2 separate regions of the Homo sapiens genome follow, and region 1 is linked to region 2. A link is a loop called in an ENCODE intact Hi-C map of the cell type or tissue named here. Cell type or tissue: PC-9. All regions are shown on one strand. Links, peaks and the distances in the headings refer to the core of each region. The heading gives the core; the rest is flanking DNA.

Evidence for each region. Hi-C counts contacts between places; a loop is a spot of excess contacts. Peaks named below come from ENCODE experiments on the same cell type or tissue, not always from the same donor. Only the 100,000 strongest peaks of a DNase experiment are listed, where the experiment ranks them.
Region 1: it touches region 2 in a loop (6-fold over the local background); 10 of 110 quality-filtered maps call a loop at or near these places.

Annotation. Positions count from the first base shown.
Region 1 is chr1:200,767,424-200,783,106 of GRCh38, forward strand. All of the region lies in intron 2 of CAMSAP2 (calmodulin regulated spectrin associated protein family member 2), which reads left to right. Among named protein-coding and RNA genes, the nearest start is that of CAMSAP2, 36 kb to the left of the region's middle. In PC-9, for the core only: no CTCF peak of the experiment used is centred there; DNase peaks (open chromatin) are centred at 4,698 and 7,788; H3K27ac peaks cover 1,670 bases.
Region 2 is chr1:200,720,450-200,736,132 of GRCh38, forward strand. No RefSeq gene overlaps it. Among named protein-coding and RNA genes, the nearest start is that of CAMSAP2, 11 kb to the right of the region's middle. In PC-9, for the core only: no CTCF peak of the experiment used is centred there; no DNase peak of the experiment used is centred there.

The sequences.
Region 1 (15,683 bases), core at 4,458-12,457, 49 kb after region 2:
ACAAAATGTATTGAGAACAGAGAAGCTGATCCCAGGAACTTTGTGTTGTCCCTCTTTTTTTTTTTTTTTTTTAAACATATTGGTCTTATTTGGCAACTATGCTTAGGAATTTCCATTGTGTCACCATCTGTTGGAACTCAAGTGTAATTTACTTGTGTAGAGGCTTGTTAAAAAAAATCCTTTCCCTGTTTAAGAACAGGATTATATAAATGTAGTATTGTAATAGTAGGTGAGAAGACATTAATTTCTGGTCACCCTTGTATATGAGTGGCTTGCAAATTTATAAGCCAAACCTGTCTTTGAAAAATTAATTACATTCTCATAGATGTTGTTGAACAGGGTTTTCTTCTTCATGCACAGTGCTAGAACTCAATTTTCTGTTTACTACTCATGTACCTAATAATGTTCCATTATTTCTAGGTAACATCTATACCTCTGTTACAAATTCACAATATCTTTTGATACCTTACAACCATGTTTATCATGTTAGAGTAACTCTTTATTTGTGATCATTTATTTGGAGCTCCAAGTTTACTTTCTCATAGAAATAACTTGATGAATGGTACTTACTTTACTAGGTGATCTCACAAAGACTCTTTTTAATAAAACTGAATTGTCAGACCATTTATTAATTTATTTAAGGAGCTTCTGCATTGTCCTTTGTATTTTCTACCATGATTACAAAGAGTTTCATGTTCTTCAGTGTCTCACTTTCTAGCGGTGGCTTATAGAAAACTGTCCAATGTTTTAGGAGTGTAAAGGCACCAAACTCTGTACTACACTTCAACTGAGTTTTGAAGGATGCGGAGGAATTTACCACATAGAGAAATGAAGGCTGTGTTGTACGGTATTGTATTTGGGAGTATAATGGGATGTTAAAAGGGAGTGTGAGAGCATGGTGACCCTCAGGTCAAAGGAAGCAGCTTAGTTGTGGCGTTAGCACTAGCTGCCTTTTGAGGGGTGATAAGAAACGAGATCACAGAGTTAGATAGGGTTAGGGCATGAATGATGTTTTGTGCTATGCCAAGTGTTTACGTTATCCTGGAAGTGATGGGAACCCTAGTGTAGGGTTTTAAGCCAGAGAGGGTATCATCAGATTTGTGTTTCAGAAAGTCACTGTGGTGTATTGTAGAAGAGATACCACTTAGGAGGCTGTTGAAATAGCTGGAGGCCTGAACTAAGGTGCAGGCCATGAAGATTTATTAGTAGGGTTGAGTGGGAGAGACTTTTTTTTTGTTGTTGTTGTTTTGAGATGGAGTCTTGCTCTGTCACCAGGCTGGAGTGCAGTGGCGCGATCTCGGCTCACTGCAACCTCCATCTCCCAGGTTCAAGCGATTCTCCTGCCTCAGCCTCCCAAGTAGCTGGGACTACAGGCGTGTGCCACCACGCCTGGCTAATTTTTGTATTTTTAGTAGAGACAGGGTTTCACCATGTTAGCCAGGATGGTCTCGACCTCCTGACCTCGTGATCCACCCACCCTGGCCTCTCAAAGTGCAGGGGATTACAGGCATGAGCCACTGTGCCTGGCTGGAGAGACCTCGTTAAGGTAGGATTGAGATGATACCTTGATTTATCAAGAATTGGGAGATTAGGAAGAGAAACCAGAACAGGGCTGGCAAAAAATATTTTATCCCTTATGTCAACTCTAATTAATTAATTAGTAGTTAACTACTGGAAGGTGGGAAAAACTAGCTCCTTGGTTTTCACTCTGTTCCTTTGAGAGCCTCGGGGTCTAGATGTTCCCTTCCCCATCCTTTGTTCCTCCTAGTGCTTTTGAACTCTTGTATTTTTTACCTAATAGTGGTAAATGACAAAAACAAGTAAAGGAACAGCTTTATAAGTTTGAAGTCTTGAGCTGATATTGCTAAACTTACTATTTTTGATGAGAAAGATAAAGGCTGTTCTGTAAGACTCATACTAAGTTTCTCTTTTCTTCTTAGAAAAAGAGTTGAAAAGAGTTTTTCCCAACACACCAAGCAACGGACACCAGTGGGGTGTCCTCTAATTCAGTTCCAACATTATCTACCTGGAGATAGTATCAGATCAGTGTCAGATCCCACAGGTTGAGGGCTTAGTCCCCAAGACTACCCCACCACCACACCAGTCACAAGTCCAGGCCTCCGGTACTTCTCACTGACCGGCTTCAAGTTGGGGTTCCCATGACCCCCTCTTTGGGTTCAGTTAATTTGCTGGAGCAACTCACAGAACTCAGGGAAACTCTTACTTACATTTACTGGTTTATTATAAGGGATATTGCAAAGGATACAAATGAAGACACGTTTAGGGCAAGGTATGGGAGAAAGGGTGCACCACCCTCCAGGAACCTCACTGTGCTTAGCTGTCCAGAAGCTCCCTGAATCCTCTTCTCAGTTTTTTGAAGCTTTATAATCTTGGCATCCCTTTTCCCAGGGTATAGGGTGGGACTGTCTCATAGAGGGTCTTAAGACCCACAGTCAGAAAGGCAGGAGAAGATTAGATTCCTGCCTTGGGGCAGGTGAAAGGAGGGCAGGAGATTCTGTTTCCTGAGGCCTAACACACCCAAGATTATAATGAAAGACTATAACAAGGGCTTTAGAAGTTATGAACCAGGAACTGTAGATGGAAAGCAATATATATCATAACACCACAGTGATCAAGTAGATAGATGATTCTCCCCTATCATGTCTTGGAAGATGTGAGGTGTGGGATTAAAAAAGTGAGTGTGGAAACGGGATAGGACCGAAGGTACAGAATTGTAGGGATGACATGAGGGATGAGGAAAATTGAGTACACTTTACAAATATTATGAATGTAATGTATGATATAGGTGGTGCCCTATTGATGAGGAAATTGATCTATAACTGACTCCAAAAGGTGAGTTAACTTGCCCAAAGTCAAACAGGTAATAAACGATAATGTTAGGATTTAAACTTGCATCTGCTGATTCCAAAGCCCATGCTTATTCTGTTTACACCATGAGGCCTTCCCAAACCAAAACAAAATGTCCCCCTACTATTTCTTTTTTTTTTTTTTGAGACGGAGTCTCTGTCTCCCAAGCTGGAGTGCAGTGGCGCCATCTTGGCTCACTGCAAGCTCTGCCTCCTGGGTTCATGCCATTCTCTTGCCTCAGTCTCCTGAATAGCTGGGACTACAGGTGCCCGCCACCACACCCAGCTAATTTTTTTGTATTTTTAGTAGAGATGGTGTTTCATTGTGTTAGCCAGGATGGTCTCAGTCTCCTGACCTTGTGATCCACCCACCTCGGCCTCCCAAAGTGCTGGGATTACAGGCGTGAGCCACCGCACCTGGCCTACTATTTCTATAGTACTTAATAGTTTGTAAAACATGTATACGTTATTATTATTATTTTCTGATAATAACCAGAGAAGGCAAATAGGGCAGTTATTACCATCTCTTTTTTCACAAGTAAGGAAACTTTACGGATGGGTTTATTTAGTAGATACTCGGTTCTTAGTGGAAAGAGGTGTAGAAAGAAAAAATGCATAGATCATGATCACATGGCTAGGCTAGTTAGTAACAGAGCAGAGATAGATCCCAATCTTCTTACTTCTAACCCAGTGCTTATTCTACAAATGCATCCTGCAGCCATCCTTTTTCCTGTCCTTGTGGATTATACCATGTATTGATTCCGGAAAGACTAACAGAGAATATGAGCATGGAGTAGGATGTCAAACACTGAGAGGCGATAGCAAAGAAGGGGAGAGGGGAACAGGGCAGGAATCCCAAGAATAGGAATAGAAGGGAGAAAAGGGGATTGTTTTGCTCACCTGACTAAAGCATTATTTTCTCATATAAGAGATATATCTTGTTTAGTGACCACCGACAGGAAGATTTAGATCTACAAAAATAATTTACTTTGCAAAGTAATTTTTTATTTAAAAAATGTTTAGAATTAATTTTACATTGTTTTAGAAAAATAGAACTTGAAGTAACAAGTTTTCAAGAACACATGTGAAATGAAAAATACCATATTCATTATAATGTTTAATATAATGTTGATTATATTAAAAATTATCTCGTTCTTAAGTAAAATATACATTCTCCTTTACTGATAACATATTTTATATTTTTTATATTGTACCACATATCATGCCTGGTACATAAGGGCTTGATAAACAAAGTGTTAATTTCTGGTCATAAAGAGATATTTTAGACAAATTGGGGAGGTGGATAATTCCTTATTTTTCCAGAGACCATGTCTATGCCTCTCACTTTGCTTTTGGCCATTGCTGATTGATCTCAGGATTAAGAAATCAGATGTAAGATGGGCTGACTAGATTGTTTTCTGGAAAACTGGAAACCCAAAGGGAGGGAGAATGACTGTACAGTGATGGAAGGTGGTTGGAACCACCCTGTCTTATAGAAGCAGTGCCCTAGGGAGAAATCTGTGAGCTCCTGCTGCTGAAATACCGGTGCTGCTCAATTTCCATGCTTTCTGAGCTTAGTGTTTTGGCTCTTCCTTAGATTCTGTGAACTACTTTAGTGTTCCCTCAGTAAATTACAGCTAATTTAACAGGGTTAGATTCTGTTGCCTGCCATTAAAAGAACTGTAGCTAAACAATAAATAAATAAAAAGCCACCCATTGACCATTTTTACTCACTTGAGGACAGATTTCATTACAGAAGTATAGTTTTAGAGCTGAAAGAGATCCTAGCAATCATCTGGTCTCGAGTTTTGAAATTCTCTTAACTATGACTCACAGTTAGGAATGCATTTTACTTCAAGATACCCACCTGGTTTACCTAGTTACACATGTATTACAGAAACAAAAGTACTTATCCTTGTAACTTTATTTTTTTAAGATTCTATTTGAAAAAAAAATATGGGTTGTGACCAACTAAATTGACTTTATGCATGACCCATGAATGGGTTATAAACCCACATTTAAAAAATACTAATGTAGGCTGGGCACAGTGACTCACACCTATAATCCCAGCACTTTGGGAGGCTGAGATGGGTGGATCACTTGAGGCCAAGAGTTTGAGACCAGCCTGGACAACATGGCGAAACCCCGTCTTTACTAAACATACAAAAACTAGCCAAGTGTGGTGGCATACGCCTGTAATCCCAGCTACTTGGGAGGCTGAGGCATGGGAATTGCTTGAACCCAGGAGGCAGAGGTTGCAGTGAGCCAAGGTCATGCCACTGCACTCCAGCCTGTGCGACAGAGGGAGACTATGTCTCAAAAAAATAAATAAAAATAAATAAATTAATTAAAAATACAAATGTAGTTAAATTGCTTTATCTTATAGAGAAGAGTGGTAAAATGACAGTGTTACTAGAAACTAAATACCATACCCATGTTTTTCTTTAAAAATGTATTTTCATTTTCAAATTACCAATAGCATCTATTTGTTTGAAAAGAGCTATGGAAATAATTTGTTGTACATACTCTTACTTCCTTGAAGTTTGTCTAATCTCTATGGTATACTGCTGCCAGATTAATTTTCCTGAAATATCACTTTGATATCTAGCTTATTTCCTAATTCAAAACTTTTAATTATTTTATTTGACTTAAAATGCCATATATATTTTGGTTTCAGATGTATGTCCTTTTAAATTTGTCAGATTTTCAGAGCTAGCAACTGTAAGTATGAGGGAAGAAGTTGCTGCAAACTTTGTCCATAAATTAGATAATTCACTTTTGAATAGTGGAAGTTTTATATTCCTTTGTTTGTAATCTTATGTACATAAGAGACAATTCAAAGTAACAAAAGCTAAGATACTTAAGGAGTTGTCTGATATTACAGACCTGCCAGCAATAATTTTTATGAATATAGAAGATGAATTAAGCATATATTAACCATGACTTTTCATTTTTTATTTTTATTTATTTATTTATTTATTTTGAGACAGTCTCCCTCTGTTGCCCAGGCTGGAGTGCAGTGGTGTGATCTCGGCTTACTGCAACCTCTGCCTCCCAGGTTCAGGTGATTCTCTTGCCTCACCCTCCCAAGTAGCTGGGACTACAAGTGCACACCACCATGCCTGGCTAGTTTTTTTTGTATTTTTAGTAGAGACGGCGTTTCGCCATGTTAGCCAGGCTGGTCTCGAACTCCTGACCTCACATGATCCGCCTGCCTCAGCCTCCCAAAGTGCTGGGACTACAGGTGTGAGCTACCATGTCCGGCCTCATCTTTTAAAAAGATAAAAAGATTTCTATGCATTCACTGCAGATTAATAAATTTAAATAGATGGTATATTGTAAGTTAGCGTCAGTGTCTGGGACCTGGCCTATTGTGGAGTAATAATGTTCTCCTAGTTTAAATATCTAAAAAACTAATAGTAGACACACACATATAAATAATTGGAGTGGCTTGGTGCGGTGGCTCAGGCCTGTAATCTCAGTACTTTGGGAGACTGAGGTGGGCGGATTGCTGGAGCTCAGGAAGTCAAGGCTACAGTGAGCCATGATTGTGCCACTGCACTTCAGCCTGGGCAACAGAGCAAGACTCTGTCTCAAAAAATAAAATAAAATAAAATAAAATAAAATAAAATAAAATAAAATAAAATAAAATAAAATAAAATAAATTATTGGAGCACAAGGTTGAGATGTTTTAGTAGGTTTGGTATTAAAACTACATATTTTTCTGATTTGCAGAATACAGTATAGTGCTATAGAACAGTGGACAGTCATGGCAGTTGTCTGTGGCCATCCATACCCCAGTGTGTGTTGAGCAGATTGATGCTCCAACACTGCCATGATATGGAACCATTTTTGCAATTTGTTAGGTTATAGCAGTGAAGCAGATTGTTTTTAATTAATGTCAGTGATGTGATTTAGTGGAATAAAATAGGTGGTCATTAAAACAAAAACTTTAGTAACTGTTATTTTGTTGCTTGCTTGTTTTCCGGTAACTGCATAAATGAGCTTCTGTAATAGAAAAAAAAAAAATCTTTACAATGCTCAGATTCCTTCTCAGCCTGTACTGTTCCATGTTTGAAACAGTGTTAGAATGAGCTGTGTTACAAAGTGCACTATGTTAGAAGCTGTCCCAGGGGCCCGTCTTTTCAGGAAGTTCTTTTGCTATACTTGGAGGATTGTGAGAATACTGATTATTGTTTTCCTGAAGCTAAAACTGTTAGTTTGTGGTTAGCAAACAAGTAAACAAATATTAAAAACGTAACTAGAGAGTGGTGAAAGCTGTGAAGAAAGTAAAAGCAGGATAATACAAGTGATCTGAAGGAATCATGTGTTATTATAGTTAGAGTGGCTAGGAGCAGTCTTATACAGGAGATTATATTTGAGCAGAGATTTGAAAGATGAGGAGCCATTTAGGCAAAGATCAGAGGCTATCGCATTGCCGACAGAGGGAATAAATACGAAGACCCTGAGTTAGTATATAATTCACAAAATAAATAAACTTCATGGCTGGATGATAAAGGTCCTACTAAGAATTTCCTGGAGGGAACATCTTCAGGAATTTGAAAGTGTAGAGTCACATTTATTTACCATATAATATGTGTGATAGGAAGTACTTGACTCATTCAATAAGTACTTTTTGGTTACGGGATGTAGTAATGAGAAGACAGACCAAGCCCCTGCTTTCATGGAGCTACTATTTTAGTAGTAAAGTTGACCAGTAAACAATTAGACAAATTGTAACAATTGCAGGAAATGGTAAATGCTGTGAAAAAAATAAATTAGTAAGGAGCTACAAGGAGTGGAACAGGCTCTTTTCATAGGAGGCTTTCAGGGAAGGCCTGTCAACTGAGTTGATATTTGAACTGAGACCTAAATACCTGAAGGAACTGGCAGATGATCTGGAAAAAGAACATTCCAGGCAAAAGAAATAGTAAGCTTACTGGCTCTGATGTAAGAGGAGTTTGGTATGTTTCAGGAACTGAAAGAAGGCCACTGATTTTGGTAGTGAGCAAGATTGATATGGAGAGTGATAAGAGATCTGGTTGAGAAAAAGATTGTAGCCAAAGCAAGTGAAGCTCTATAAGCCAGATTTTATTGTGAATGTGCAAGGATGTCTCTGGAGGATTTTAAGGAGGACAATGAGTTGATCTGGTTTATTTTTTTTTCAGAATCATTAAATGCCATAATAATAATTTTGGTAAAATAGAAAAGCTTCCTTTTTCATGAATATCCGAGGCTTTTTTGTTGTTTGTTTTTTGAGATGGAGTCTCACTCTGTTGCCCAGGCTGGAGTGCAGTGGCGCAATCTCAGCTCACTGCAACCTCTGCCTTCCAGGTTCAAGCAGTTTTCCTGCCTCAGTCTCCCAAGTAGCTGGGACTACAGGCACACGCCACCACACCTGGCCAATTTTTGGATTTTTAGTAGAGATGAGGTTTCACCATGTTGACCCAGGCTGGTCTCGAACTCCTGACCTCAGGTGATCCACCCCCCTCGGCCTCCCAAAGTGCTGGGATTATGGGCATGAGCCACTGTGCCTGGCCAGAATGTTTGTATTTTAATGTAGTAACATTATAGTAAAACAAAATAATTTGGGAAAAGACTTGATGGCAAGTATATAACTTTAGTAAGTACAGAGTGCTATGCCAATATAAAATCACTGTTTCATCAAGGCAAAAGCTTTCAAGGATCTTTAAAAACAAAAAAAAAAAGAAAAGAAAAATCACTGTTTCTTGCATGGTGAAGTAGGGAGTCAACATGAGTAATAATCAGATAAGAACTTTCAGAAGCTTCTTTTTTATACCAAAACATTTTGCCAATCTTATTATTTTTTTAAAAATTTGTTTTTGGTGTTGAAAATGCATAGCTTTAGATGTTGTAATCATAGTATTTGGTCAGGGAGCTTGGAAACATTTTAATTGTTCTTCCATCCAGCCTTCAGGTTGCTTTGTGGAGAAATACTTGAGAGAACTAGGCACAGAAAAGGCAAAGCAAGACCAAGAAAACATTTTAGCATTAGCTCAGGTTAGGTTCCAACCCCTGATGCAGAAATCTGGTAGGTGAAACTGGACCAAGTAAAAGGGCTGTTTTTGTCCTGAGCCAGATTGGCCTAGAACCAAGTGTAGTCATAAATGTCCTTTATTTTCCTACGACAACCAAACATGGAACTCATTCTTCCAAAAATAGGGTCAATGTTCATCCTGCCTGTTTTAGAGGAAGAAGAACTTGAGGGTAAGAGAGAGAGAGAAACCTGGGCAGGCTTGTGCACAGGAAGGGCAGGAAAGAGAGTTGACTGGGTGTGTTGTTGGGTGCCTGTAATCCCAGTACTTGGGAGACGGAGGCAGGAGAACCACTTGAACCTGGGAGGTGGAGGTTGCAGTGAGCCGAGATTGTGCCACTGCACTCCAGCCTGGGCAACAGAGTGAGACTCCGTCTTAAAAAAACAAAACAAAACAACAACAACAAAAAACCCAGACATTCATGAAAAAGGAAGCTTTTTATTTTACCAAAATTATTATTATGGCATTTAATGCTTCTGAAAAAAAGTAAACCATTGGTGGAAGACTTGGGAGAAGAGTGAGAGAAAAGGAGGAAGGAGAGACAATGAGAAAGGAAGGAAAAGAAGGAGCTGGAATGGGGAGGAGACAGTTTCCAGACAGGTGCTTGCCTCAAGGCCCCTTATGTGGAAAATCTTCAAAGGAGAGAGAAGGACAAAACACCTTTCTCAGAGCTCCTCTTAATACCTTATTTAATAATCATAAGGAAGAGAGAATGAGAGAAGGATGACCAACCTTTCTCCTGAGGGAGTAGGTCCTGGGCTCATCAACACTGCAGCCATATGGGAAGAGGCAAAGAAAAGGCCATGACTCAGTGCTGACCTTTGACTCCTTTGAATATACTAACCTACAAAATGTGGGGCCCAGTCTGTGTTTTGGAGTCATTTATTCTCTATCCTAGATATAGAATAAAGGGATGGGCCCCTTTATTCCTCATGGTGCTTTGAAGAGAGAAATTATTTCCTTCCCCTTGAGCCAACTTTGTAATGAAAAGGATTTAGACTTTTTCATTTTTTGTCTGTATAGTAAAGTTGCTTCAGAAAAACACAATGAGAAGAAGCATGGTAGAACATCTTGTGAATAACCTCAAAAGAAAGAATATTGCATGTATCTCTAATTGCCTTTTTTTCCTCCCTGATAAATGAGGAGAGATAAATCGTATTGAACAAAGTACTAAAAAGTGCTCAACAACACTTTTATCTCTTTAAGTTTGTCTTTTTCTAACTTCTAGGAGTCATTTTTAGGAAAGATGGATGCCTGTAGATTTCAGCTTATTTTTATATAATGGAGCCAAAGTGAAATTCTTCAAGTTCTTAATAGGAAAAAAAGGTATACTTTACAGTTGTGCCACCCAGCCAAGGCTAACATATATTCTCTATATATGCTATATGTGCATATATTCTGTAATATAATCTATATTAAAAAGTGTGATTTTGGAAATAAAAAATTAGCCGGGCATGGTGGCAAGTGCCTGTAGTCCCAGCTACTCGGGAGGCTGAGATGAGAGGATGGCTTGTGCCTGGGAGGTAAAGGCTGCAATGAGCTGTGATTATGCCACTGCACCCAGCCCAGGTTACAGAGCGAGAACCTGACTCCAGAAAAAAACTTGTGAGGCCAGGCACAGTGGCTCACACTTATAATCCCAGCACTTTGGGAGGCTAAGGCCAGAGGATCACTTGAGCTCAGGAGTTCGAGACCAGCCTGGGCAACATAGTGAGAACTTGTTAAAGTGTGCTTTTTACAGAATCAAAAAACAATTTTATATAGAATCTTTTTATACAGAATCAACTCCACAAAGAGGGGGCCATAATTGTCATCGTATTCCCAGTGCCTAGTCTAGAGAAGATGTTGAATCATTGAATAAATAAGAGGTATTAGCGAATGTTTTAATTAAGAATTAAATATATTTTTTAAGAAAAGAAAGTCATTCAGAATTATTACTAAGAGAGTGGTGGAGGTTCTTTGTTTTGTTCCTCCCCCTTGACATTTGAATAGAGTAAGCAGTAATTATTGAAATACGTATTTATTGAGTTGTGAGAATTAAGTGTTTTGGGGGAGGCTCCTGAATGCCTGGAGTTTATACGAGAATCTAACCAAGTGATTAGATGGTTTGTTTTCTGCTTTATCATTTTAATATAACAAGTACCTTTATAATTTCAAATACTCATAGGGAAAAGAGTGTTGACTTTTTGTTTCAGTTAACCAGTGATCATTTGACTTTCCTCTCTACCTTTGCTTTTTGTGTCTAGCTGTGTTGTTTAAAATTTAACAAATAATTAATCATGTTTAATATATAATACCTGCATTTTTACCAGTTTTTTTCATGAAGTGAAGCATGATTGAGATATAAATACTGTAGATCTATTTAATACCAATGATATATTTTAGAAACTAAATCCGGCTACAGTAGATTTAGGTTGTTCCTCATTTTTTTTCATTATATATTAATAGTTGGATTGTATTGATCTAGAAATCTTTTAATTATATGTTAATTTGGAATTTTATTGGGTTGGGTCCAAGCCATTTTTTTTGCAAGAGCAGATAAAATCCAAAGAATAGCTATGACCTACGGCTCTTGGCGTGGGGCCTGGCACAAGACAATGAATGAGGCCAATCAGATTCTTTGCCTCAGAGACCTGAACAAATCGTGGAAGGAATTTGCTTGTTAGCAAATTGGGAAATTAAGCAGAGTCATGAGGTAGAGTTAGGGCTGGAGGAGCTGTGAGAAACCATGGAGTTAACGCTGGGGAGGGTGCCTGGAAAAGCCTCATAACCATTTTTCCCTATTAATGAATATAGGTCTATACCATGATTTTTGAAGGCTGCACAATATTCTGTGGTATGAAAAGTACCACAATTTATTTGCCCCAATCCCTTGTTGATGAATGTGTAGGACCTCCCCACACCAAAGGGTTTTTAATCACAACAATGACACCATCAGAGTTCGATTTTTAAAAGATAGAAAAGACTATGTAACCTAGACTAAGCAAACTAGGTATATATTGTAGTGACTTTTACTGACATAGGAAAAAGAGGAGAGAAAGGAATTGGAGTGGGGGAAATGGCCATGGTAGAGTGCAGAGATAATACATTCAGTTTGGGACAGGTTTAGGATGCCTTCAGGACACCCAGGAAAAGATAACCAGGGAGATATGGGCTTGAGATAGAGATTTGGGAATCAGCTGAGAGTAGTGGTTATTGACGTCATGGAAATTGTGATGCCCAGGGAGGGCATGTTTCGAAGTGAAAAGAGAAGGTCAGAGATAGAACTGTTAGAAGACAAATATTCAACTAATGTGCAGAAAATACTGTGGAGGGTAGTCAAAGGTGTAGGATATAGAATTGAACAACTCTGGCTAACATCTGAATCTTCTTGTTCTATGAAATGCCTATTTTTTTTTCTGATTTTTTTTCCATTTTGCTGGTTGATCATGTTTTTGGTCTTATATCTCAGATTGGGAATTTTAACAATGTGTTTAATAACTATAGAATATCAGGATATGTTAAGAGTGATCTTATAGATTTTTCATAATTTTGAAATAAAAATGGAAAATTCTTTAAACTTTTTTTAAATAATGAGGCAGACAGGTTCAGAAATTATTTGGCTATTTTGACATTTTATCATTTGCAATAAATACTATGCATAGGTACCATGTGTCTATAATAAGCCTTTTCTTCTTATTAATAGAGTTTATGCCATACCATTAGTTTCCTTGTCACTAAAAGAATATAAGAATATTATTCAAGAAAGCCTGAAAACGCAAGGAAACTAGTTTTTTGTCTTTATTTTGTTAAAAAGCATTATTTATTGAATTGTTAATGTTTAGAATTTAGATTTAAGTAATGTCTGTGATTTATTACAAATTAGTGTTTTAAAGGATCCTTATGTGACATGGTCTACCAAAATTACAGAGGTCGATGTTTTATGTGGGCAGTACTTGTCAACTCTTTGAAAAGCTGATGCTGGTAAGGTGTTGTCAGCTGATACAGTTAAAAAAACTTAACAGTCTTTTGTAACCCTTTAGCAGTAAAGATTGACAATTTTATGTAGGTAGGAGCATTTAGTGAGAATTATGACACCCTGTCATTTTTGCTTAATTTGGGGGCAAGGAAATTCTAGCATACTTGTTCATATATTCAAACTTATTTCAAGTAAGTATAAGTTCTGGTACCCACCAGATCTACAATTCCTGATAGTTACACTTTCTGTGCTCTGGCCATATGTATTTGTAGAGGCAGTGAGGTGTGGGTTAGGTAATGTTTGGTCTCTTAGTTCCACCTCTAAGGCATGCTAATATGGTAGTTGCTTGCCAGCAGCATTGGTCTGGAAATGGGTGACTTCTAGATACCTGGTAGGTTGGAGGAAAGGTGTTACTACTTCTTACTGTGCTGTTTGAGTATCTGCCATAGATATTTATGTGCAAATCTTGTGAAACCCCCTGCTGTTTCTCAGCTGTAAGTTGTCTTTGTAGTTTATAAAAACCTGGGATGGCTACTTAACGAGGTGGATATCATGACTTTTTCTTTTCTGTTTCTCACAGTGCTTGGGAAGTGAAGCCTGACTGAGTGGTAGAGGTAAATTGGGGAACAGTTACGATTATGTCAAAACCTTGTGTGGTTCAGTTTCGTTTTCTTCTAATAAAACTAGCGCCATGAGGCACTTTTTTTATACACACCCAGCTGAAAGAAATGTGCTGACAAACTTTTTTTCAGGGAATTTTTTGAGTGTTAATTGGAGCTGTTACTGATGGTTATTTTTATATGATAAAGTGTATTTCAGTGAATTTAATGTAACTTGTTTTAGATTTTTAGATTTGAAGCACAGTTTTTGGCTCAGGACCAAATATGCCTGGAAAACTTTCAAATCTGGAAAGCTATAAAACACAAACATACTTTGAAGTACGGCATATGTGACTGTTTAAAATATACTAGGAATGTCTTTATTGGTTAGCAAATGAAAGAACATAGCTATCATTTTTATATTGTTGGCATAGGGTAGCAGCAATTATGTTGAGTGGTGGTGGACAGGCCTGAGCTGCCTTATATAAATTATCATAAAAATAAGTTTGCCCAGGTCACTATGGTTAGGACATTTGAAAAATACGTATGTTCTGTACTTAAATCTTGATTTATTGAATATAATCGTCTAGTGGGTTTTTTCATAAAGCCTATGTTGTATACTGTTTTTTTGTTGTATGTTTGTTTTTGTTTTTTTTGAGACAGGGTCTCCCTCTGTTGCTCAGCTTGAAGTGCAGTGGCATCATCTCGGCTCACTGTATCCTCAACCTCCCGGGCTCAGGTGATCCTCCTACCTCAGCCTCCCAAGTAGCTGGGATTACAGGGATGCTCACTATACCCGGCTAATTTTTTTTGTATTTTTTGTAGAGACAGGGTTTTGCCATGTTGCCCTGGCTGGTTTCGAACTCTTGGGCTCAAGCGATCCTCCTGCCTCGGCCTCCCAAATTAAGAGGATTACAGGTGTAAACCACTGCCTGTAATCTCATGATTACATCATGTGTACTCTTGATAGTTACTGTTTTTTTCCTGCTTACATGTCTTTGATGGCTCATTGGCAACTCCATTATTAGTGAACCAGGCACATGAAGAAATTTCCTAATTTATTTCCTTTAAGTGTTAATTGATATAACATTTTGGGGGGAAAACATAAAAATAAATGATTACAGTGAAGTTTGAAGATTATCTTCAGATTTTATTCATTATTGTAATAAAATGATTCTGTAGGCTAATCTGATGGCCATACAGTGACTGTATAATGCCTTAAGTAATAAAAACACTAAAAATCTTTAGAGCATTGGGAAATTTTTAGAGCAGTTTGATATACATCTCATTTGATGCCGTGTGTGGTAAGAAATGAAGTATTATCCCACATTTAACAGATGAAGAAGATGAGGCTGAGTGAAGTCCATTGATGTCCTAAGGTCAGAACTTACTTTTTAAAAAATCAACTTTACTAAGGCATAATTTACATAAAATGTACCCATTTAAAGTAATTTGAACAGTTTTGACAAAGGTATGCACTCTTGTAGATACCACTACAGTTGAGATATAGAACATAATAACCCCCCAAAATTCCCTTGTGCCTTTTTGCAGTCAGCCCGCAGCCCCACCCCACTTCAGGCATCCATTAATCTCAGTTCTGTCGTTGTAGATTAATTTTTGCCTGTTCTAGAATTTCATATAGATGAAAGCAAACTGCACGAACTCTTTTTTTACTAGATTCTTTTGCTCATATTTTTGAGATTCATCTATGTTGCTATGTGTAGTTTATTCCTTTTTATTGCTGAATATTCCATTCTGTGAATACCACAATTTGCTTATTCATTTACCTGCTGATGGACTTTGATGCTGTTTCCAGTTTTGATGTGTTAGAAATAACGCAGCTATGATTTGTATTTAGACATGTATTTTCATTTCTCTCTTTTTTTTTTTTTTTTTTTTTTTTTTGAGACAGGGTCTTACTCTGTCATCCAGGCTAGAGTACAGTGGCAGTGGCTTGATCACGGGCTCAACCTCCTGGGCTCAGGTGATTCTCCCACCTCTGCCTCCCAAGTAGCGTGCACTACCACACCCAGCTAATTTTTTGTAGACATAGGGTTTCACTGTGTTGCCCAGCCTGGTCTGGAACTATTGGAATCAAGCAATTCGCCTGCCTCGGCCTCCCAAAGTACTGGATTACAGGCCTGAGCCACTGCACCCGACCTTATTTTCATTTCTCTTGGTGGGCCATATGTATGTTTGACTA
Region 2 (15,683 bases), core at 2,424-10,423:
ATATATAGTCAGGTTAAAGATGCACATATTCATAACTCTTAACAACCCTTACATGTACTCAAGAAAATAAGTACAAGAATATTCTAACACTGCTTGCAACAGTGAATAACTAGAACACCTAAATATCCACTAGCAGCAAAATGCATAAACAAATCATGGTGTATTTGTATAAGAGAATTCTATCCAGCACTGGAAGTGAATGAACTTGAGCTAAATGCATCAAGATAGGTAAATCTCAACATTGAAAGGTAGTATGACATCGTTAATATGAAATTTAAAAACATGTCAGTATAGGTTTTGTTTTACTTATTACACATTCATAAATAATAACAGTATAAAAAGGAAAAACATTTGGTGTATAATAGTGCATGCATGTAAGGTAGAGGGTGATGAATCGAATGGGGAAGAGTGTACAGAAGATCTCTTTCTTTTTCTCTCTTTCTTTCTTTCCTTCCTTCCTTCTTTCTTTCTTTCTCTCTCTCTCCTTTCCTCCCTTTCTCCCTTCTTCCCTTCCTCCCTTCCTCCCTTCCTTCCCTCCTTCCCTCCTTCCTCCCTTCCCTTCCCCTCCCTCCCTTCCTTCCTTTCCTTTTTTTTTTTTTTTTTTTTTGAGATGTAGTCTCGCTGTGTCACCCAGGCTGGAGTGCAGTGGCGCCATCTCGGCTCACTGCAAGCTCCACCTCCCGGGTTCAAGCCATTCTCCTGCCTCAGCCTCTCGAGTATCTGGGACTACAGGCGCCCGCCACCACGCCCAGCTAATTTTTGGTATTTTTAATAGAGAAGGGGTTAGACCGTGTTAGCCAGGATGGTCTCGATCTCCTGACCTCGTGATCTGACTGCTTGGCCTCCCAAAGTCCTGGGATTACAGGTGTGAGCCACTGCACCCGGCCTCTTTCTCTCTCTCTCTCTCTCACTGCTGCAACCTCCACCTCCTGAGTTCCAGGGATTCTCATGCCTCAGCCTCCCGAGTAGCTGGGATTACAGGCGTGCATCACCACACCCGGCTAATTTTTGTTTTTCCTAGAGATAGGGTTTTGCCCAGGTTGTCCAGGCTGGTCTCGAACTCCTGGCCTGAAGTGATCTGCCTGCCTCAGCCTCCCAAAATGCTGGGATTACAGGCATGAGCCATTGCCCCCAGCCAGAAGGTTTCAATTGCATCTGTAACATTTTATTTTTAAAAGTTGAAGCAAAAATAGCAAAATATTCAGATTTGACAAAGATCAGTGGTCAATACTTTACAATATTACTTTCTGTAACTTTTGGTAAGCTTGAAATATTTTAAAATTAAAAAAATACAGTAGAACCAATACTGAGTGATTTATACCTTCAAATAATTACATTAGTGTCTTAATGTAGTAATGACATATTGCATGATGTTAGAAACATTTTTCTAACATTTTCAACTTGATTAAAGATGTCTTATGAAATATTGACTTAATAACAGTATTTTCTTCTTCTTTTCTTCACAGCAAATAATGAAATAATTTAAAATCAAGCAGCACTTGCTGAAATTGCTTCACTAAAGCAAAAGAGTGAAGACAGCAGTGTTTAGTGAAAACGAGTGAATGATGAAGGAGAAGGTGAAATAGGCTGGGGTGGAGCATAGGGATAGAGAGAGGAATATTGCTGAGCAACCAGGAGGAGACAGGACCAAGAGGAAAAAGGACAAGAATTAAAAGGGATGCACCCAAGACCAATGATAAAGTGAGTACATTGGAAAGTAACAAATCAGCCTGGGCAACATTAGCCGGGTGTGGTGACGCATGCCTGTAGTCCCAGCTACTCAGGAGGCTGAGGTGGGAGGATTGCTTCAGCCTGGGAGGCCAAGGCTACAGTGAGCAGAGATTGTGCCACTGCACACCTGCCTGGGTGACAGAGCAAGAGCCTGTCTCAAAAAAGAAAGAAAGAGAAAGAGAGAGAGACAGAAAGAAAGAGAAAGAGAGAGAGACAGAAAGAAAGGAAAGAAGGAAGGAAGGAAGGAAAGAAAGAGAAAGAGAGAGAAAGAAAGAAAGAAGAAAAGTAACAGAGAGTAATAGGTAATTTTTTAAAATTATTTATTTATTTATTTATTTATTTTTTGAGATGGAGTCTCGCTCTGTCCCCCAGGCTGGAGTGCGATGGCGCGATCTTGGCTCACTGCAACCTCCACCTCCCGGGTTGAAGTAATTGTCCCACCTCAGCTCCCGAGTAGCTGGGACTACAGGCATGTGCCACCAAGCCTGGCTAATTTTTGTATTTTTAGAAGAGACGGGGTTCCACCACGTTGGCCAGACTACTCTCAAACTCCCGACCTCAAGTGATCCTCCTGTCTTGGCCTCCCAAAGTGCTGGGATTACAAGCATGAGCCACCGTGCCAGGCCAATTCTTTAAGTAACTATAGAAAGTAATCGGGCCAGGTGCGAAAAGAGCCTGGGTGAAACAGCAAAACTCCGTCTCAAAAAAAAAAAATAAATAAAAGTAATTTAAAAGGCAGACCCAGATGCTAAATGTGATTTGATTTACTTAGACCATAGAATTTTACGGTTACTAGCATTTTTTTCAACACTCTTATTTCAGAATGGGAAAACTGAGTCTGAGTTAAGCACATTTCCCTATGGTTAAGTGTAGAGCTGAGAGTAAAACTCATCCTCTGGAGGCACCTTGATGCAGTGATTCTTCCATTTCACTGCACTGCCTAATATTACCAGGGTCTCCAACAGGCCATGCACTGCTGCTGGGTGGGAGTGCAGTGTGAGAGGGAAGCACAAGGGACTCACCCAGGGCAGGAAAACTTCAAAAAATGGTTGCAGCAGAGAGACATAAACAGAGCTAGCTTTTTATACCTGTATAGTCCTCCTCTTCTGTTTTTAAGCCTTTAAAAAAGAGGCTTGTGGGACATGCTTCTCCTGTTTTAGGTATTTTAATGGACAAATGATATGAGAAATTTAAAATGGTGAGTTGAAAATAAAAAATGTTGAGAACGGTTATACTAATCTATTCTTACACTATTTTTATTTTAGTTTTTCTGGCAGAACATTCTCTATAACATATTCCTTGTAATCCAGTAGAGAAAGTATCAAAAAGGAATCTTCTCTAATTAGGCCCTAAAATAAGATTACAACCCACAAAAGAGGAGCTGGTCTATAAACACTTCTATTATGATTACTCTGATTTCCCTTTTTAAGTGTGAATTATACCACATTTGAACAGTAAACCTTGGCTTTTAATGGTTGTTTGATTTTTCTAGTTAAAAGATGGTTTTTTATATATATATAATATATAGGTATATCTTTTTAAAAGATACATATATTTTAAAGATGGTTATAGTTTTAAAATTATTTTTAAAAATTTACTTCTCTGAAGATAATGCTAGATTTCTTTTTTATTTTTATTTTTGTAGAGACAGAGTCTCACTATGTTCGACTGGTCTCAAACTCCTGGCCTTAAGCAATCCTCCCACCTAGGCCTCTCAAAGTGCTGGGATTACAGGTGTGAGCCACTATGCCCAACCTGGTTATATGTTTTAAGACAGAATATGAAATTAAAAAAAAAACAAGCAAAAACATTGGTTGTGTGATACGCTGAACTTTAAGTTTCTCAGTTTCATTATTTCCTGATGAAATATATGTGCCCAAATAATTTTTGGTTTATAAGAAGTCTGATGCATAAAAAGATGCCCAGTACATTTTTGTATGTTTCTTTCCATGCCTTTGAGTCTTCCTGATAAACTTCACTAACAGCTCTAGCAATCTTATATTTAGCTGGTGACAGACTCAAGCATTAAGTGGCTGACTTGACTCATGAATGAGTCTTTGTTTGAGCAGAGAAGTTGTACTGCAGTGAGGGCACTGTCCTGCCCAACACTTGCCATTTAAACCTCCCTTTGCTGAGATTTATGACTTGGCTGGAACACTTTATTCATCATACAACTTGGTGTCAGAGGATTACTTTTTATAAATTCTAAAAACCCACATACCAAGTAAAACAAATCAAACATTTCATAAATGGTAGAGCCTGATTTTCTCCCTTCATAAGTTGTGTTCTCATTTTTTGGAGAAAGGATGCAATTAGGGAAGTGGGTGTTTCAATGAGACCTTTGATTAAAAACCAATCATACTCTTGGCAAGCATTTGTTACATAACGTAGTTATAGTTTCATTTGGAATCTAGCAAGAACTAAGACATTTGTTTGGGAAAAGTGTGGTAATTTGTTTTCTTTTACAGCATTTCCTCTTAGAAAAGGTACCTGAGATCCTACTGAATCAGTTTAAAAACTGATTGTGGTAAAAGTCACTTAGTGTCTAAACTACAATAATTAATATATTTTTTAAATAATGTAATACTCAATTTTTAAGAAGTTCCACAAAACTGTCAGTATCCACTAAAGTGTTGCAGAATTCAAGGATGAACCGGACTCTGAGGTCACTTGGCCCATCTTTCCACCAGGCAGGGCTGTCCCCTGTATTGTTTCCTTCAGCATTTTCTCCAGGCTCATGGAATGTCTAAAGCAACACAATACAGTCCTTTGAATTATAATTGTTTTTTGAAGTTTTCATCAACTGGAGCAATGCTGAGTGGAAATCATTTTTCTAAATTGAATGTTGCTTTTAATCTTCATTAAGATATTTAAAATTAAGCCAATAATACTTTTAAATAAATGTTGGTATTCTATTTGGGAGTGGGTGTTAGCCTGTATGCAACTTACAGACTAAGCAATGGTTCAAACTTTTACTATAATTAGTTATGTTTCAGAAGAGATAGCTCTATGCAGAGTCATGCTATAATGAGATGCTACTGTAACACATAATATTTTGAAAATGTATTGCTTTATTACATACAATTATTCCATAAAATGCTATACTATCTAAGTATTCAGCTGGAAGTGTTTGGAGAAAAATAATTTAATGAAAGAAATTACCTCAAGACACAAAGAACATTACAGCTGATGGACCCTAGGGAATAACTGCAGACACATTTATTAAAAACAAGTAGGACAGGCACGGTGGCTACGCCTGTAATCCCAGCACTTTGGGAGGCCGATGCGGGCGGATCACGAGGTCAGGAGATCAAGACCATCCTGGCTAACACGGTGAAATCCCGTCTCTACTAAAAATACAAAAAATTAGCCAGGCATGGTGGCAGGCGCCTATAGTCCCAGCTACTTGGGAGGCTGAGGCAGGAGAAGGGCGTGAACCCGGGAGGCCGAGCTTGCAGTGAGCTGAGATTGCACCACTGCACTCCAGTCTGGGTGACAGAGAGAGACTCTGTCTCAAAACAAAAACAAAAAAAAAACAAAAAACAAGTGAGAGACAATTAAAATGCTTTACTTGTGTGAGTGATACGAGTAAATAAGTTGAAAATCTATTATTACATAAACTACAAATATATCCTCTGTCATTTATAAGCACTGAGTTCTAAGTGGAATGGACAATTCTATAAGCAATTTCACCACACCAGTGAAAAATTTTTGAAAAGAAGTACAAATAGCTTTTACTTTTGTGTTTTCAGCTGTTCATCCCATCCCTGTCAGCAAGTTTTCTTCATGGCAAAATACATTTTGTGTTTGTGGATCCATTCTTTTTGTTCTGTTCTTGCATAAAAATCAATGACATAATTTGACTACTTAAAATCACTGTTTCCATAGTATAGTTGGTTTTAAACATTCCCTAAAGTTTGACTATAAAATAACTATTTCCCCAAACAGTTTATTTGAAATCCTTGGGTTGCCCACCCAAAATAGGCACAAAATAAATGAAGAGGCTGCTGGAGGATTGGGAGGAGGAGTGGAGAATCTATCACATATAAATCTACCCCATGGAAGTAATTTGGATGGGGGAGGTGGTGGTAATATGTAATAATCAAAGCTGTTTCCTTTACACACACACACACACACACACACACACACACACACACACACACACAAATCCAGACCAATTTATACAACTCTTTTCATTGCTATTTGATTGGGAAGAGAAAAGGAAGGGAGAGAGAGAATGGGGAGGAAAACAAGGATAAGGACAGGAAGGTAGAAAAGTAGGGTTGTAAGGAGAAGGTCTGGTGAGGCAGGTGGAGGAGTAATACAGAGAGGGGCATTTGCTTTAGCACTGATGGAGAGCAAACTACCACCCAAATACCATCTCCGGGAAGTCTTTTCTGACCCCTCCTCCTGACTCACTGGCATATCCCCTTTATTAGCCATCTATTACTATTTAACAAATTAACTCAAAACTATCTCACACAGTTTCTGAGTGTTGAGAATCCAGGAGCATTTTAGTGGAATCATTGTGGCTCAATCTTTCATGAGGCTATTGGCTGGGCTGCAATCTATTCAAGGCTTGACAAAGACTGGAGGATTTGTCTCCAATATGGCTCACTGACATAGCTCTTGGCAGGCAACCTCAGTTCTTTAGCAAGTGGGTCCCTTCATAGGCCTTTTGATTATCCCAATATGGCAGCATGATTTCCCGGGGCTGGGGTGTACTTCCAGAAAGAGTAAGAGGGAAGCTGCAATGCCTTTTATGGCCTACTCTCCGGTGACCATGTTATGGATGCTATCTCTTATGCCTTTTAAAATTCTTTGGAATTGTGTTCCAATTCTTTTCTCTGGGAGGTCCAGCCCATGTTCAAAGGAAGAGGAATCAGGCTCCACCTTTTGAAGAGAATATCAAATGATTTGTAGACATATTTTGAACCATCACATCACTTACACTGCCTGGGCTGACAGAGAGGTCCTGAGCTCTTGTGTGGTATAGTAGCATAATTTACAATATCAGTTCTCAGCCCATCAGTCTTTTATTCAATTCATAATAAAAACTGCTAGTAGAAATAATCCCTATGAAATAAAAAGGACAATGGCCCAGATTGCGTAAAGTAAAAGTTGTAATAGATAAAAAGTTTTGCTTGGAGAATCACATCTTTTTAACAAAATTAGAGCTACAAAAATGTGACTGAAAACTGAACTTGTTAAAATAATGGCCGAAAAAGAAAATTTATGATAGCAAAAGCTCTTGCTGTTAGAATTTGATGTGGACAAAAAAAGTTGTGCAATACAATAAAATCTTTATTGTAAATTGACATGGAACATAACTAATCCCAATAAAAATATTCTCAGTAAAACAGCAAAAGAAAATGAAAAAATCAGAATAGTTTAACTGCAGAGTAGAGAAAATTGATAAAATAAACTAGCCTAATGGTGCTCACCCTAAAAACACTATCTTCACAATCAACCTATTTGGTAAAATTCTGATTTAAACACTTGTGTTAGTATAGAGAGCTAAAATGTTCTTGAGATCAAAACAGAGGAGTCTAAATATCTCTGGAGACAAAATGTCTGTATCAACACGTTTATTCATTTATTACATGAATATTTATGTATTCAGTTGTATAGCCTTTTGGGTGGGAGTGGCAGTGGAATAAGGGCTTTCCTAAGGTTGACATCTAAGGCAGAAATTGTAAAAGATTGATAGACTTGACCACAGAAGAACAAATGCAACCCAAAATGCTAACACTAACATTAAAAGAGAAATGATCAACTTGGAAAAATTACTGCATTTTATAGACAAAGAATTGATAGGCTTGGTGTGGTGACTCATGCCTGTAATTCCAGCACTTTGGGAGGCCGAAGCGGGAGGATCACAAGGTCAAGAGATTGAGACCGTCCTGGCCAACATGGTGAAACCCCATCTCTACTAAAAATATAAAAATTAGCTGGGCGTGGTGGTGCACGCCTGTAGTCCCAGCTACTTGGGAGGCTGAGGCAGGAGAATCACTTTAACCCAGGACACAGGGGTTGCACTGAGCCGAGATCGTGCCACCGGACTCCAGCCTGGCGATGGAGCAAGACTCCATCTTAAAAAAAATAATAAAAAAGAAGAGTTGATAAACAAATTTATGCACATCTAAGAATAATCAGTGAGGTAGGCAAAAATGTATGTTCAAGGGTATTCTTTATGGTGTCACACTATTATTCCATAAAAACAAAAATCTAGAAAGAATGAACATATCCTTAACAGAGGCTTGGTTAAAATAAGAAATAAAAGGATGTATCTCTATAATGAAATTCTATTATGCATTAAAATTATGTTTTAGGTGAACATTTACCAATATCAAATGATAGAAATAATATTGTTTTATGAAAGAAGTTATAAATGGGATGTACAATATGATACCATTTGGGCACAAAATGAATGGAAAGATATACAAAGGGTATCTGTAGATAATGAAATTATAGATGTTTATTTCCTCCATTTGCTTTTCTTTTTTAAATTAAATAAATGAATATAGATTGCTTTCATTATTAGAAAAACTGTGATTTTTTTAAGTATAAAAAATACACTCAATTGTAATTAGAAGGCTGTCTAGCTTTATTTGTAGTCTTGATGTAGGGTTCTTTAAATTATTTATACTGTTTTTGGCCAGGCACAGTAGCTCATGCCTGTAATCCTAGAACTCTGGGAGGCCGAGGCGGGAGGATTGCTTGAGCCCAGGAGTTTGAGACCAGCCTGGGCAACAAGTGAGATCCTCGTCTCTAAAAAAACAAACAAAAAAGAAAAACAAAAAAACAAACAAACACAAAAAATTAGCTGGGCATGGTAGCTTGTGCCTGTGGTCCCAGCTGCTCAGGAGGCTGAGGTGGGAGGATCACTTAAGCTTGGGAGGTTGAGGCTGCAGTGAGCTGTGACTGCACCGCTGCACTACAGCCTGGGCAACAGAGTAGGCCTCTGTCTCAAAAAAAAAAAAATCATTTATACTGTTTTTCCTCTTCCTGATGAAAAAAATAACATACTTTTAAAAAAAGAAGCTGGCTAAGATTTGGGTACAGGCTGTAGCTATTACCACCCCCTGTTCAACCCTGCCCCCACAGTCCACGTTTCCACTCCAGTTTCCCATTCCTACCCTCACTCTGAAAAGTTAACCTGACTAGCCAAGTGGCTGATGGAAGGTAAACAATAAAATTTATTTGAAGCAAAGTAAAAAGTTAAATGATTACGGTATACAACCTGCTTGGACCAATCCCTTTATGTGAATATGAATGTAAACATACAAGGCTTGGTAAGGGAATAATGGTTTACTATTAGCACACATCCAGGCAGTTCTTCAATTTCCAGTTCTAGTTATAAATAAATAAAAATTTCCTAATTTAGAAATGGTTGTTATTCTGAATTGTATTTCAAATGGCTGTAATTATTCTGGATTGTGTTCACTAATTTCATGTAACAAAAAATGTTTTAAAATACAGTAAGAAAAAAGAGAGAAAAAATACAGTAAGAAAGGGGCTTAAGCAGATTTTAAATGGATTAGTAAAAGCACTAGAGTATTTCTTCTATTTTTAAAGAAATCTTTTATTTTGGATTTGTGAAGGACTAGGTCAGCACATTTTTAACCCACTAGGCTTTGTTGTTGTTGCTGTTGCTTTTCTTTTCTTTCCAATTCCAGCTTTCATTTTGAATAATCTAAAAGTAAAGTGTTTCTCATATGGCAAAAGTAACATTCTGAGCTATCTAAATTCTATAAAGAATATCATTTTGGATGCCACAAGCTTTTGCCTTTTCAAATTCTCGACGTCAAGCTATAATTTTCCTCTTCCAGTTTTATCCAGAACCTTTAAATTAACAGCATAAGAAAGTAAACAGGAAGTTACATTTCTCTGATGTAGAAAATTAGGAGGAAGATGGGGAACAGATGAGAAAGCTAAATCAGGGAAGGACGCCACCATGTTTTGTTTCTGTTAATCAAATCATATATTCAAAATCCTCCTAGTATCCTAACTAAAAAGATGAAGTATCAAAAAGAAGTGTAATATATTTTTCCAGCTGTCCATAGGTCATAATGAAAGGAAGAAAAAGACCATTTCCTCTGATGCACTGATGATTCAAAATCTATTTAAAAAGAGGTCCATGAAAGTTAAAGCATAGCTCCTAACTAATGTTTCAAAGGAAGATTTGATTTATATTTTTAGAGATTTAAAAAGAAAGAAAATTTAGCCCATATGCCACGACTAGTTCAAATACCAACATATTTGAAACGACAACAATGACTGTTTCCATAGCAAATATGAAACACAAAGATAACATATTTTTGCTTTGTTTTTCTGAATGCTATTAGGAGCCAGTTTTGTTAAAGAAGCAATCAGGACTAAGTCACTTATTTTGGTTAATTAGAGCGATGACCTCCACACTCTGGGATTTCACAATGCAACCAAGTTTCTTAAATGAATAAATGAATTGGAGAGAAGTGAATATAAAGGTATTAACTTTTTCATTTTACTAAAGGAGACTACACAAAAGCTCAATTAGTATCTACAACCACTATCATTTCATAAGAGAAAGGACATTTTAACAGAAAAAAAGCAGAAAGAAAATTATAATTAAAAAATAGTCATTCAGAGGAAAAAAATCAGGTGTATTAAAAAATCACTACATTTTCTCAGAATAAATTTTAATAAAACATAATAGCTTTGTGTTTAGGAACCACTGGGAACCACTTGGTATAGCATTAAGGAGATCAACTTTCCATCTTTAATTCCCATATAAGCTAGTCAAGTTATATTGATATATTTCATGGCCCTAGAATGTGTGTTAGTATGTATTTTTTTGTTACCTGCTAATTCACTGATTCTTTCCTCTATTCAAGAAATACTTGCTGTGGTCTATTATATATTAAGCACTGCTAGTGAAGCAGAATAAGATTGTCTTTTCCTTTATGGAACACAGAAAGAATTACAATTCAAGACAAAACATACCACAAGAGAGCACAGATATATCAGGGACCCAAGAGTGGGGCAGGGAAAGCTTTATGGAAGAGGGGGCATTAAAATCATTAATGAAAGATGAGAAGATTTCCATAGCACATGTTGGGCTCATGAAGGGCATTATAGAGAAAGGTTAACAAAGGCCAAACCAATAAGCCTTAAAAAGACTTAAATATGTTGAAGGTCCTTAGAGCCGTTTGGCTGGATATATACAGGAGGATACTAGGGAAATATGAATGTAAAGATAGGATATGTTGTAGAGGATCTTCAAAGTCAAGACAAATGTTTATATCTGGTAAGCAATGCATAGCCACCAAGCTGTTGAGTGAGAAGTTGAGTTCAAGTGCAGGAAAGATTCCTGAACTTGAATTCAGGAACCATGAGTTTGAGCATCGGTTCTGCTCTTTATCATAAAATCTTAAGGAACTTCCTCAGTCTTTCTGAGCCTCCATTTTTCATGTATAAAATTAGGCTAATCTCTATTGTTTTAAAAAACATTTAGACAAATGCAATTTAGCAGAGTTTATTTGAACAAACAAATAATTCATGAATCAGGGCAACACCCTAAATCCTTAAAGGTCCACAGAGTTCCACTCAGCAATGTGGGCAAGCAGTATTTATAGACAGAAAAAAAAAGTGACATACAGAAATAACCTGATTGGTTGCAGCTTGGAGTTTGCTTTATTTGGACATGTCTGAGCCTATTGCAGCTTATGATTGGCCGAAAGCTTGGTGGCTGTGATTGGTTGAGATTCAGTTACTTGTTACAAGAATATACTCTCAAGTTAGATTGCAGTTTATGTACTAAATTAGGTTGCAGTTTGCTGTGTATGGAGGCAGCCTTGGGCCAAATTTAACACTACGTTACATGCTATTTTACGATTAAATTAAATAAGATTCAGTATGTGAAAGGCCTAGTACAATCTCAGACACATGGTCTGAAGTCCCTAAAGTTTGCTGACTGTGGATATTTGTTGAATCCTCAAAGTTTGGTTTAGGAAGGTTAATGTGTTAACGTGTAAGTTCAAAAGAGAGAAACAGTAGGCGTATATGAGAGGAAATAAGACATTTGTGGGAATGGAAAAGAGTACATGGAAGTGACAGACATTTGGATTGCTTGCATGGGGTGAGATGAGAGAAAGGGGGAGCTCAGGGATGACACATTTTAAGCAGAGAAGGGTGTCATTAGTAGAATTTGGAAGATTGGGACTAGAAGCCAAGTAAGAGGGAAATCTCATGAGTTTGTTTTTGATATGCTGAATTTGAAATCCTAGGACTATATCTGGGTTAAAACGCTCAACAAGCTTTAGGAAGCTACTCAGGAAAGGGATCAGGAGCTGAGATACAGATTGGGGAACCACCTCCATAGAGATGAGGGTTGAAGCCAGAAAGAGATCATTGAGCCAAGTTGGGGACAGTAAAGGACGGAGGTAAATAAGGATGGACGGAGTCGAGTAGCTGCCCTGCTGGGAAGGCAAACAAACAAAGGAGGTGAAAAGGGCAGCTGAAAAGGGATTCGAAAAGTGACAGTGAACCAGGTGCCTAAGGGAAGTCCCTGGAACCAGAGAGAGAAGATAGTTTTAAGAACTCCAGCCTGGGCAACATGGCAAAAACCCATCTCCACTAAAAATACAAAAATTAGCTGGGCGTGGTGGCGGGTGCCTGTAATCTCAGCTACTCGGGAGACTGAGGCAGGAGAATCACTTGAACCCAGGAGGCGGAGTTTGCGGTGAGCCGAGATGGTGCCACTGCACTCCAGCCTGGGTGATAGAGTGAGACTCCATCTCAAAAAAAAAAAAAAAAAAAAAAAAAGGAACAAAGGGACACTCATAAGAACTACAAGCTATAGAGGCCAAAGGAGAAGGAGCACAAAAGTCACGACAAGGAGTTGTAATAACTTTTGTGAGAATAGTCTCAGTAGTATGGTGGGAGCAAAAGCCACATTGCTGGGAAAGATTGAAAAGGTTAGTTTCAGAAATATTATTAATTTATATTTTAAGTAAGTAAAAATGAGAAGGTGTGAGCCACCGCGCCCGGCCTCCTTCCATTTTATTTATTTATTTATTTTTTATTATTATACTTTAAGTTCTAGGGTACATGTGCACAACATGCAGGTTAGTTACATATGTATACATGTGCCATGTTGGTGTGCTGCACCCATTAACTCGTCATTACATGAGGTATATCTCCTAATGATATCCCTCTCCCCTCCCCCCACCCCACAACAGGCCCCGGTGTGTGATGTTCCCCATCCTGTGTCCAAGTGTTCTCGTTCTTCAATTCCCTCCTTCCGTTTTTTATTTAGTCTCTACCTTAGCTGGAGGATCCCATTTTCTGCTGTTACCTCCCCTTGCCTTTCTATACAATCGTATCTTAAAACTTTCTGGAAATAAAAAAGTAACTACTGCTCTAAAGATTTAAATCCTGAATACTAGGCAGCGGACTGATTTAACTTTCAGTTATAACCTAGTAAAGTATGTAGATGTCATCCTCCTATCATAGACTATTGGTAATAAGGGTACTTTAGAATGTGCCTGGTTCTATCTACCCTGTTGTTTTATTGCAGGGGAAACCTGAGAGGAGGGAGGTGGCACGTGTTTCCTCAAATCACATGGCAGATATAAAGAGCAGCACTGGAACCCAGAGTCCATCCTCCTAGCCTAGTGCTTTTTCTGTTACCTCCTAACACCCTGACCTGCCTTCAATGATGTTAAAAATAAAAGAAGCATTGCCCATTGTTGGAGGCTAAGGGTTCTTGGTTTAAGTAGGGGATTAATCAAGGAAAAATGTTTTAGGGGTCTGGGAAAATATGGTGCTGTACCTGGACACCTGAGAGCCGGGTTTCTCTGTTTGGTTCAGACACTGACTCACAGTGTGACTCTGGAAAGTTATGTGGCCTCCCGGTGTGTCAGTCATTCCAGCCACACACTTGGCATCATACTACGCAGGCCTCGCTAGAACTATTGTGAAGGTTGATGAGGTAATTCTTATAAAACTTTGCTAGCTATTCCAATGAAAGCCACGAGTGTATCTAGAAATGATAGACTGTCAGATATATAGCACAGACTCTTCTATCTCATGTTGGTTTATTAGAGGCGGCTATACTTCAACCAAGTGAACCTCTTATTGTCATCAATTAGCTTAGCATTCTTTCTCCCCTCTTCACGCCCACCCTTGGCCATTCTTAACCTGGTTGATTTGAAGTTTACTTATTCTAGTCCCTTGAGTTTCAAAGGAACGTAAGGTCTTCACCACTCAAAATTAAGTCTTCTGCCCCTTGGTTTCTCCAGCCACCAAATGAGGATGATAATAGGGGCTGTGGTGGGGATTAAATAAGTTACTATAGGATCGGGACTGCTACATAGAGAGTGCCAATAACTGTTAGCTGCTATTAGTGTAACTTATTGAAAGTGAATGATAGTACATGTGTATATGCCTTCTATTTAAGAAAATAATGTGAAGTCCTACTTATAGTGCTTGCTGGTTTAGTACTTCTTTGCTTCTGAGGGGACACACTGAAGACGTCTATAGGTGAAGTCACAAGGCTTCTAACTTACGGAGATAAGGACATGACAATGAAGGAGAGCTGGGCTGCTCAGGCCATAGGATTTCCAAGTTTTCTTACCAAAACTTTGCTTCTTCAGCTGTCTGTTTAACATCGCATCCTAGCACCCAGGGGCTCTATCAATACTGGCTGATGAATGAATGAACTTATGAATCTATCAGACAGAGAAATAGAGGATCGCCATATGGAAGGAAGTCTGGCTGGCATTTTGAATTCTCCAGGAGAAAAGAGAGAAACATGTTTACAACAGAGAGAAGGAGGGCTGTCTGTGCGGGAATAAGGGTAACTGTTGCTCAATGAACTGAGCCCCTAGGCCTGGAGATAAAAAGTAGAGGGATAGCTGTGCAGTTGGACAAGCAGGTCCAGAGAACCACTGGGTTTTGTTCTGAACAAAGTCAGATATCTTAAGGGGAAGTGGAGAGCATTTCTTTTTGACAGTGATATTCTGCAGAGATTTCCAGGTTTTAAAAGGATCATTCTGAAGGTGACACAAAGAACACCCTATTAGAGTGTCTGTCTCCCTGAAAATGAATCCTTCTTCTTTGTACTCAGGGTGTTTCCCTCTTAATAATAGCCTCCTACTATGACCCCAAGTTGTTTCACAGCCTCCCTGACAGTAAAAGCTGCTCATTGTTTAGGCATTTTGTTTTTTCCCATTCCTAAACACACTCCTTCCCAGTTGGGGTTCTAGTAATGCCATCTCTACTAAATGCATCACCATTGAATCAAGGGACAAGTTGCAGCAACTTACTTTGTTTCCTTCTCTTCCTTGTCTTGTTCATTTAGGTTGAAATAGTTTTCAATGAAATCCAACAAGTATTTACCCAGCACCCATTGAGAGCAAACTACTGTGCTAGGTCACATGCAACATCAAGGTGATTAGGCACGATTTCTGGCCCTGAGAATCTTGTATTGGCTTGCAGATTATTATAATGACTGGTAAAATGTTTCAGTATCTCTCTTCAACCTTTCTGGGCTATAGGTTCTTCCTAACATGATTTATGTGCTCTAGAATTCAGTCAAAGTTGCATTTGAGAACATTAGATTCAACAGATGTCTCCAAGAAACCTTCCCAATCCCTCCACCTATATATGGTCTGCCTGCAAGCTTTTTTTGGTTTGTTTTTTGTTTTTGTTTTTTTTTTGAGATGGATTCTCGCTCTGTTGCCCAGGCTGGAGTGTAGTAGCATGATCTTAGCTCACTGCAACCTCCGCCTCCCAGGTTCAAGCAATTCTCCTGCCTCAGCCTCTCAAGCATCTGGGACTACTTGCGCACATCACCACGCCCAGCTAATTTTTGTATTTTTAGTAGAGATGGGGTTTCACCATCTTGGCACGGCTGATCTCGAACTCCTGACCTTGTGATCCACCTTCCTTCAGCCTCCCAAAGTGCT